Linked DNA regions of Homo sapiens: all the other regions are linked to region 2. A link is a contact called in ENCODE Hi-C or POLR2A ChIA-PET data. All regions are on one chromosome and are shown on one strand. Each heading gives the region's core, a stretch centred on a gene start or an enhancer-like site at or near the end of the contact. The rest is flanking DNA. Distances are from core to core; before and after follow the strand shown. Region 1 holds the start of LRFN3 (leucine rich repeat and fibronectin type III domain containing 3). Region 2 holds the start of USF2 (upstream transcription factor 2, c-fos interacting). Region 3 holds the start of NFKBID (NFKB inhibitor delta).

Region 1 (2,700 bases), core at 201-2,700, 670 kb after region 2:
CCTGAGGCCAAGAGTTCAAGACCAGCCTGGGCAGCATATTGAGACCCTGTCTCTACAAGAAATTTTAAAAATTAGCTGGATATGGCGATGCATGCCTGTAGTCTCAGTTACTCTGGAGCCTGAGGTGGGAGGATTGCTTGAGCCCAGGAATTTGAGGTTGCAGTCAATTATGATTGCACCAATGTACTGGGTGACAAAGCAAGACCCTGTCTCAAAAAAAAAAGTATGGTCTTTGAAAAGTCACATTAGCATCACCTGGGTACTCGTTAAAAATGCAAATGTTTGGGTCCCACCTCAGACCCACTGAACCAGAAACTCTGAGGTTGGGACCTGGAGATCTATGGTGCCCCCGGGTGATCCTGGTGGGCTGCACTGCAAGGACACCTGGCCTGGCTCCTGCAAGGCAAGGCATCCCTCTCTGCTTTTCTTTCTTTCTTTCTTTCTTTTAAAGACAGAGTCTCACTCTGTCACCCAGGCTGGAGTGCAATGGCTGGATCTCAGATCACTACAATCTCCACCTCCCGGGTTCAAGCAATTCTCTTGCCTCAGCCTCCCGAGTAGCTGGGATTACGGGCGTCCGCCACCACACCCGGCTAATTTTTGTATTTTTAGTAGAGACGGGGTTTCTCCATGTTGGCCAGGCTGGTCTCCAACGCCTGATCTCAAAAGATCCGCCCGCCTTGGCCTCCCAACGAGCCGGGATTACAGGCGTGAGCCACCGCCCCCGGCTGTCAGTGTGTCTTGAGGTCTTTCCCTAATCCCAGATGGCACAAGTTTTCCCTCTTGCAGGCAGAGAAAGGAGCCTTGGGAAGGAGCCCCTCTGGCCTGAAAGATCAAGCCTATTGCTGGGCATGGCCAGGTAAGGAAACTCCAACCGTGGAAAGGACATTCCAGGGAGGTGGTGCTGAGATAAGGGGGGCAGAAAGAGACAGGTTTGGGGGGCCAGTGGCTCTGGAATGAAGCGCTACACTCAAGGCTAGGAATAGTTACTGAATGCACATACACACATACCATTCTCACAGCCCAGGTGCTGCGTCTTAGAGCGTGTGAGTGTGTATGTGTGTGTCTGTGTGTGCGCGCGCACGCACGTCTCTATCTCTGTTTCTGTCTTTCTCTGACTTGTCCTTATCTCTTGTCTCTCCATCACTCTCTGTGTCTCGCTGTCTCTGTGCATTTCCATGTCTCGAATATGTGTGTGTTTCAATCTGTCTCTCTGCCTCTTTCCATTTTCTCCTCTCTATCCATCAATCTAAGCCTGCCCATCTTTTTGTCTGCCTTTCTGTATCTCCGTTCTTCTCTGTCTCTCTGTCTCAGTCTCTCTGTATCCAGGGATTCTCTTTCCCAGCAGCGCCAGTGCGACTCCATGGGAGGTGGGGCCGGGGCGCGTCTTTGAGAGAAGGGGCGGGTGCCTACGCCTTTAAGCGCGGGTGCGCGCGGAGCCTGCGCCTTTAAGCGCCGGTGCGCGCGCTGCCCTGGGTTGCCGGCGAGGAGGCCGCGGGAGCGCCTGGACCCGGCCCGCCCAGCCCGGCCCCCGCCCGGCCCCCGCCTCGGCCCCGGCGGGGGAGGGGTCTCTGAGCGCGGCCCCTCCCCCCTGCGCCCCCGCCTGCGCTGCGGTGCCCCCATCCCGCGTGTCCCAGTCTGTCTGACCGTCCCTCCGCTCCCAGGCCTCGCCCCACCCGGCCCTGGGGCTGCCCGGTCGCCCCCCTCCCCACCGCAGCCGGTCCCCTCCCTCCCAGTCAGCCTCCGCCGCAGCCCAGGAAGCCAGCCGGGACGCCGCCGCCCCGGACCCCGCGCCCTAACCTCCACCTCGGGGGCCTGCACCCCCAGATTGAATCGGGAATTCCGGAAACCCGAGCCTGGAACCCTGATCTGGGACCAGCACCCCGAGATCCGGCCGTGGAACCCCAAGATCTGGAGCCTGAACCCCAGTATATGGGGCTGGAATCTCAACATCGGTCACTGGGACCTCAATATTTGGAGCCGGAACCCCACAATTTGGAACACAGACCCCAATATTTGGAGCAGAACCCCAAGATTTGACATCTAAAACCTCAAGCCTGGAGCTGAACTCTGAATTCTGGGCCTGGGACCTTGAAATCTGGGACTGGATTTCCAGTACTGTACCCTGGAACCCACTCTTGGGGACCTGAACCCTGGGATTCAGGCCTCAAATTCCAAGATCTGGACTGTGGGATTCCAAGGGGCCTGAACCCGAGTTTGGGCCTGAAGTCCTTGCTGCAGACCTGAGTGCTTAAATCTGGGGCTTGAGACCTCCCAATCTTGACTCAGCACCCCAATATCTGAATGCAGAACCCCGGGATCGGATCTCAGACTCTAAACCCCACCGTTTGGCTGCTTAGCATCCCAAGACTGGACCTGGGAGACCCTGACCCTGAACAACCCAAACTGGACCCGTAAAACTGGACCCTAGAGGCCCAATATTTAGGGGTCTGGAACCCCGAGTATTAAGGTCTGGAGACTCCGTTGCCACAGATTTGAGCCGAGTCAGGACACAGTCCCTCTACAGAAGCCTTGGGGACAGGAAAAGCATGACCAGATGCTCCCTCCAGAGCCCTGACCTCTGACTCCCCTGGAGCTAGGACTCTGCTCCCTGGGGCTGCTTCTAGCTCAGGTAAGGCTGCTGAAACCTCAAGGTGGGGACGGGCTGGGAGGAGCATTGTGGCTGCGGGTTACGGTACC
Region 2 (2,700 bases), core at 189-2,688:
CCACCGTACCCGGGACCCTCGGGACAACGGCTCCAGGTCCGGGGACCTCCCCTATGATGGGCGGCTACTGGAGGAGGCTGTGAGGAAGAAGGGGTCGGAGGAGAGGAGGAGACCCCACAAGGAGGAGGAGGAAGAGGCCTACTACCCGCCCGCGCCGCCCCCGTACTCGGAGACCGACTCGCAGGCGTCCCGAGAGCGCAGGCTCAAGAAGGTGAGGGCCGCCCTCCCTGGCGTCCAGACCGTCCCTGGGCCCCCAGCCGGTCCCCGCGGCTCATACCCTTCTTTCTTTCTCCCTTGCAGAACTTGGCCCTGAGTCGGGAAAGTTTAGTCGTCTGATCTGACGTTTTCTACGTAGCTTTTGTATTTTTTTTTTTAATTTGAAGGAACACTGATGAAGCCCTGCCATACCCCTCCCGAGTCTAATAAAACGTATAATCACAAGCTCTGGAGAGAACCATTTGTTCGGCCGCGCGGGGCGGGGGACCGGGGCTGCTCCCGTATGCGTCTGTAAAGCGCCGCGTCCCGGGGGCACCGGAGTCCGGGGCCGGGAGGAAGAGACCCAGCCTGGCCCGGCCCGCGCCCGCGCCGCCGGCCGGAGAACGTGCCCCGCGCAGCCGCCGCCCGCCTGCGTGCGCGCCCCGGCCCCGCCCAGGCGTGCGCATGCGCCCCGGCCCTCCGCCTTCGCGCACCGCAGGCTGGCCGTCCGGGACGCGCGCGCGCTCCTCTCCCCTTCCAGCCCATCCCCCCCAGCCCCCCACCGACCTACTTTACTGTCTCCAAACTCGGGCAGCCCACCTGGCCCCCGACGACCCCAGCCCCTGCACCGGGTACCCCGACGTTCCATCCAGACCCGCGTTTCACCAGGGCGGCGCGCGGCGACCTCGCGCCCCGCGGAGCCCCGGGCTCGCGCGCGCCCGCCCGCCCCCGGAGACAGACCAGCGCGCGCGCCCCGGGCCGCCTCCCCCCAGCGCGCGTCCGCCCCGGGGCTCGCGCCGCCGCCGCCGCCGCCGCCGCGCGCGCGCAGCTCAAGTAAAGGAGGAAAAAAAAAAGGGGGAAAAATAGAAAGCGGCGGCGGCTGCAGCAGCGATCCGCCGCCGGACTGGGCCAAGCCGGGCGGCGGCCGCGCGAGCCGGCGATCCAGGGCACTGGCGGCGGCCAGCCAGGGCGGGCCGTGTTCAAAAAAAAAAGTCGCGGCGGCGGCGGCTGCTCAGGGAAGGAGGCCTGAGGGCCGCGTGCAGCGGGCGGGCAGCTGGGTGGGCTGGGGGCGGCCGCGCGGCGTCCCGGAGCCTCGGGCCGCCCGGAGCCGGCGGGCGGGCGGAGGCGGAGGCGGCGGCGGCTGCAGCGGCTGCAGGAGCGGCGGCGGCTGCGGCGGCGGCGGCGGCATCTCCTCCTCACATGACCCCACTGTTTGTCCCCGTGATCAGCGCGAGCGGCTCCCGTATCTCCTCCGTCCCCTCCTGCCGCGCGGCGTGAGCGCCGGGCTCGGGGCCCCCCCGGCCGCCCGCCCCCTCCCCTCCCTCCCTCCCCTCCCCTCCCCTCCCCCCCGGGCCCCGCGCCCCCCCCGCCCCCGCCCCCCCCATGGACATGCTGGACCCGGGTCTGGATCCCGCTGCCTCGGCCACCGCTGCTGCCGCCGCCAGGTAAGATCCCCGGCCCGGCCGTGCCCCCGCGCCCCGGCCCCGGCCCCGGCCCCGCGGCCTGCAGGCCGGGGCCGCCATGATCCCGAGCGGCCGCGGGCCCGGCTCAAAATGGAGGCCGCCGGCGCGGGGGGGACCTGGCGCCTCCCGCCCCCGGCCCCCGGCCTCGGCGGCGCCCCCGGCCTCAGGCGCGGCCGGGTGGGACTGGGGCCCTGCAGCTGGGCGCGGGGGCGGGGGCGCGGGCGCGGGCCGCGCTGACCCTGCTCCCTCCTGTGCCCCTGGCAGCCACGACAAGGGACCCGAGGCGGAGGAGGGCGTCGAGCTGCAGGAAGGTGAGTGCTTGCCGGGCCGGCCGCGCCCGGGGAGGGCTGGGGGCGCTCGGCGCGGCCCTGACCGTGCCCCGACCCTCCTCGGCCCCAGGCGGGGACGGCCCAGGAGCGGAGGAGCAGACAGCGGTGGCCATCACCAGCGTCCAGCAGGCGGCGTTCGGCGACCACAACATCCAGTACCAGTTCCGCACAGAGACAAATGGAGGACAGGTGAGCGGCGGGCCGCGAGGGCGAACGGGCGGGCGGGCGGGCGCGCCGGGAAGGCTCGGACCTGGCCCCAGCGCCGGCCTCGCCGCTCTGCCGCCCCCTGCAGGTGACATACCGCGTAGTCCAGGTGACTGATGGTCAGCTGGACGGCCAGGGCGACACAGCTGGCGCCGTCAGCGTCGTGTCCACCGCTGCCTTCGCGGGGGGGCAGCAGGCTGTGACCCAGGTGGGTGTGGACGGGGCAGCCCAGCGCCCGGGCCCCGCCGCTGCCTCTGTGCCCCCAGGTCCTGCAGCGCCCTTCCCGCTGGTAGGTGCCCTGCCACCCCTGGGTGGGGGGGGGAGGGAGTGGAGAGGGGACACTGGCTCTGCTCTTGGGGAGCCCCGGGGGTGGGGCAGGTGTCGCCCAGCGGATGCTGCCTTCAGGCCTCAGGCTGCATGGGGCCAGATCCCTGTTGTGCACCGTGAAACCTGGGGACAGTGCTCTTGGAATTTTTTTTTCCCGCAAAATGGGAATGATGTGTCTTAAG
Region 3 (2,700 bases), core at 167-2,666, 630 kb after region 2:
AAAATTCCACCCCCAGATATCCAAGTTTTGAAGTCAGCGGGTTGGTGGGGGGCCGGCGCCAGGCGTCACTCCCTAGACTCACATCCAGGTTCCCAACATTTTTTTCCCTAGAACCTGACCCGGAAATCAGGAGTCCCCAGCGCCCCTCCTCGAGAAGTCAAAGGCCTCACCCCGGGCCGGGAGCGGTGGCTCACGCCTGTAATCCCAACACTTTGAGAGGCCAAGGGGGGCGGATCACCTGAGGTCAGGTGGCCAACATGGTGAAACCCCGTCTCTACTAAAAATATAAAAATTAGCCGGGCGTGGTGGCAGGCGGCTGTATATCCCAGGTGAGGCAGGGGAAACACTTGAACCCGGGAGGCGGAGGTTGAGGTTGCAGTAAGCGGAGATCGCGCTACTGCACTCCAGCCTGGGCGACAGAGAGAGACTCCATTAAAAAAAAAAAAAAAAAAAAAAAAAGGCCCATCCATACAGTCTCTTTTTCAGGCCCCAGGAATCTGGACCCTCAGTTCCTTCCTCTCTAGGACCTGGGAGCCCCAGTTCCCAAACTCCTTCCCACGACTCAGAAAGACAGAACCCTCACCCTTCCGAGCCTGGGTTCCGGCGGAGGAAGGGTTAAGTGGGGATTGCGCGGGGCGGGGGCGGGAGGAGGTGGCTCGGAAACAGCCCCGACGCGGCGCGCTGACGCCACGGCGCTCACGCAAGGGAATCTTCCATCCTCCCCTTCCCCCCAAGTCCTGTGCCCCAGGTGTCCTGCTCCGAGGCGGGGCGCGCGGCCGATCGTGGCGCTCGTGGAATCCCCGCGCAAGGGGAATTCCTGCTCAGCCCCGCACGGGTGGCCATCCGGAAATCCCAGGGCGGGGCAGAGGCAGGGTCACCGCCAGCGTAGACCCTGAGGCCAGGCTCCGGACCCTTCCCCACCGAGACCCACGCCGATTTTAAGCAACCACGCCCCCCCCCCCCCCCCCCGCACTCAGCCTAGTCCCTGCTTCTAGGGGTAGGAGTCTCGGTTGCCAGCAACCCCTAGCACCTCCAAGGACCCAGAGATCCAGCCTCCCAAGCCTCCCAGCCCTTGCACCCTCGGGGCCCTGCGATCCTGGATCCCCAGGCCCCTGCACCCCCAGGACCCAGAAGTCTGGGATCCCAGCCGCCCCTCTGTCACGATCCACGATCCCCTCCTCCTCCAAACACCTAGGGCCCTCACTCTCGGGATAAAGGACTGACGCTTCAGCTCCGTCCCTCAGGGCCTCGGGAGTCTTTCGATCCTCAGTCCCTCACTCTCTTAGGGGGCCGAACGCGTCCTGCCCGCGCCCATTACCTCGGGGATTCCGTGGCGTGGATTGCGGGCCCCCAGGGCCGCGGCCTCGGCGCTGCGCCAGCCTCGCTGTTTCCCCCGCGGAGCCGCCGCCGGGTCCCCGATCTTGGGTCCGGTACCCGCGAGTTTTTAAACTAGGGGTTATGGCACCGCCCAGTCCTGGGCAGGGCCCGCCCACAGGCCTGGGAGTCCCCGGGTCGCGCTCCGGCGAACGCAGTCCCTGAATGGGCGCGGCGGACTTGGGAGGCGGACTACTCAGTCCCCCCGGGAAGGAGGGAGCTGGGGTCCAGATCTTTGCTCTGAAGGAGCCTAGGGCACCGGGCTCCAAGAGGAGGGAGAAACCGGGGGGCCTGGATTTCTTTTCTTTTCTTTTTCTTTTTTTTCTTTTCTTTTTTTTTTTTTTTTTTTTTTGTTGTTGTTTTTGAGAAGGAGTCTCTGTCGCCCAGGCTGGAGTGCAATGGTGCGATCTCTGCAAACTCCGCCTCCTGAATTAAAGCGATTCTCCTGCCTCAGCCTCCCGAGTAGCTGACACTACAGGTGCTGGACACCATGCCTGGCTAATTTTTGTATTTTTAGGAGAGATGGGGTTTCACCGTGTTGGCCAGGCTGGTCTCGAACTCCTGGCCTCAGGTGACCCGCCTGCCTTGGCCTCCCAAAGTGCTGGGATTACAGGCTTGAGCCATGGTGCCTGGCTGGGGCCTGGATTTCTGGGTCTGTGTCTAAGGGGGTGCTGGAGGCTTTGTCTCCTGGGTCCTGCCCATGGGGGTAGGGGTAGGAGTGGGGATGGAGATGGGGTGGGGGCAGGGAGAATATTACTGGGTCCAGAGGGAGGCAGGACTGGGGGTCTAGACTCCCAGAGGAAGGGTCTGTGGGTAAGGGTATAGGGTGTGGCTCAATTTCTCCCTCTCCCCTACATCACCCTTTTTAGAGGTCTGGTTTCATTTACTCATTCATCATTTAAAATAATTTATTGCAGCAGAGGAGGCATTTTGCTGTGTATTGTGAACTAAGCAGGCAGGAATTCCCAGCCCTGGAGCTGGCATTCCAGTGGGAGGCCACTCTCAGTTTCACTTGGTGACCTTTCACAGCACTGACCATGTTGGCCCTATTTCTCCCCTGCTTGCTTGCTTTTCTATTTTATTTTATTATTACATTTTTATTGTTAGAGAGAGGGTCTCATTCTGTCGCCCAGGCTGGAGTGCAGTGGCAAAGTGGTGAGATCTCGGCTCACTGCAACCTCCACTTGCCTCAGTCTCCCAAGTAGCTGGGATTACAGGAGCCTGACACCATGCCCGGGTAATTTTTGTATTTTTGTAGAGACGGGGTTTCACCATATTGGCTTGAACTCCTGATCTCAGGTGATCCCCCCACCTTGGCCTCCCAAA

Evidence for each region. A loop is a pair of places that touch in the nucleus more often than their neighbours do. ChIA-PET counts read pairs that join two places held with the same protein, here RNA polymerase II (POLR2A). Pooled maps may share reads with other maps.
Region 1: a loop to region 2 is called in a map of gastrocnemius medialis, with 5 times the contacts of the local background. The contact joins the promoter of LRFN3 here to the promoter of USF2 in region 2. A Hi-C loop is called at or near these places in 1 of 168 maps with a recorded cell type or tissue (gastrocnemius medialis), 1 of 37 single-sample maps with no recorded cell type and 7 of 50 pooled maps.
Region 3: a pooled map shows a loop between it and region 2 (12-fold over the local background). The contact joins the promoter of NFKBID here to the promoter of USF2 in region 2. A Hi-C loop is called at or near these places in 1 of 37 single-sample maps with no recorded cell type and 10 of 50 pooled maps. POLR2A ChIA-PET finds 5 or more read pairs at or near these places in 3 of 52 experiments (B cell, H1 and activated T-cell).

The regions. Positions count from the first base shown.
Region 1 is chr19:35,934,924-35,937,623 of GRCh38, forward strand. LRFN3 (leucine rich repeat and fibronectin type III domain containing 3) reads left to right here and starts at 1,451. Exons shown (of 3, transcript NM_024509.2): 1 at 1,451-2,632.
Region 2 is chr19:35,267,524-35,270,223 of GRCh38, forward strand. USF2 (upstream transcription factor 2, c-fos interacting) reads left to right here and starts at 1,439. Exons shown (of 10, transcript NM_003367.4): 1 at 1,439-1,640; 2 at 1,923-1,969; 3 at 2,058-2,176; 4 at 2,280-2,480. The coding sequence starts at 1,579. LSR (lipolysis stimulated lipoprotein receptor) reads left to right here. Exons shown (of 10, transcript NM_205834.4): 9 at 1-211; 10 at 301-441. The coding sequence ends at 336. RefSeq lists silencers at 220-299, 380-449, 550-699, 1,858-2,047, 2,188-2,507.
Region 3 is chr19:35,899,124-35,901,823 of GRCh38, forward strand. NFKBID (NFKB inhibitor delta) reads right to left here and starts at 1,417. Exons shown (of 12, transcript NM_139239.5): 1 at 1,319-1,417. The coding sequence starts at 1,379. RefSeq lists enhancers at 1-276, 289-845, 691-940, 846-1,401 and a silencer at 1,301-1,450.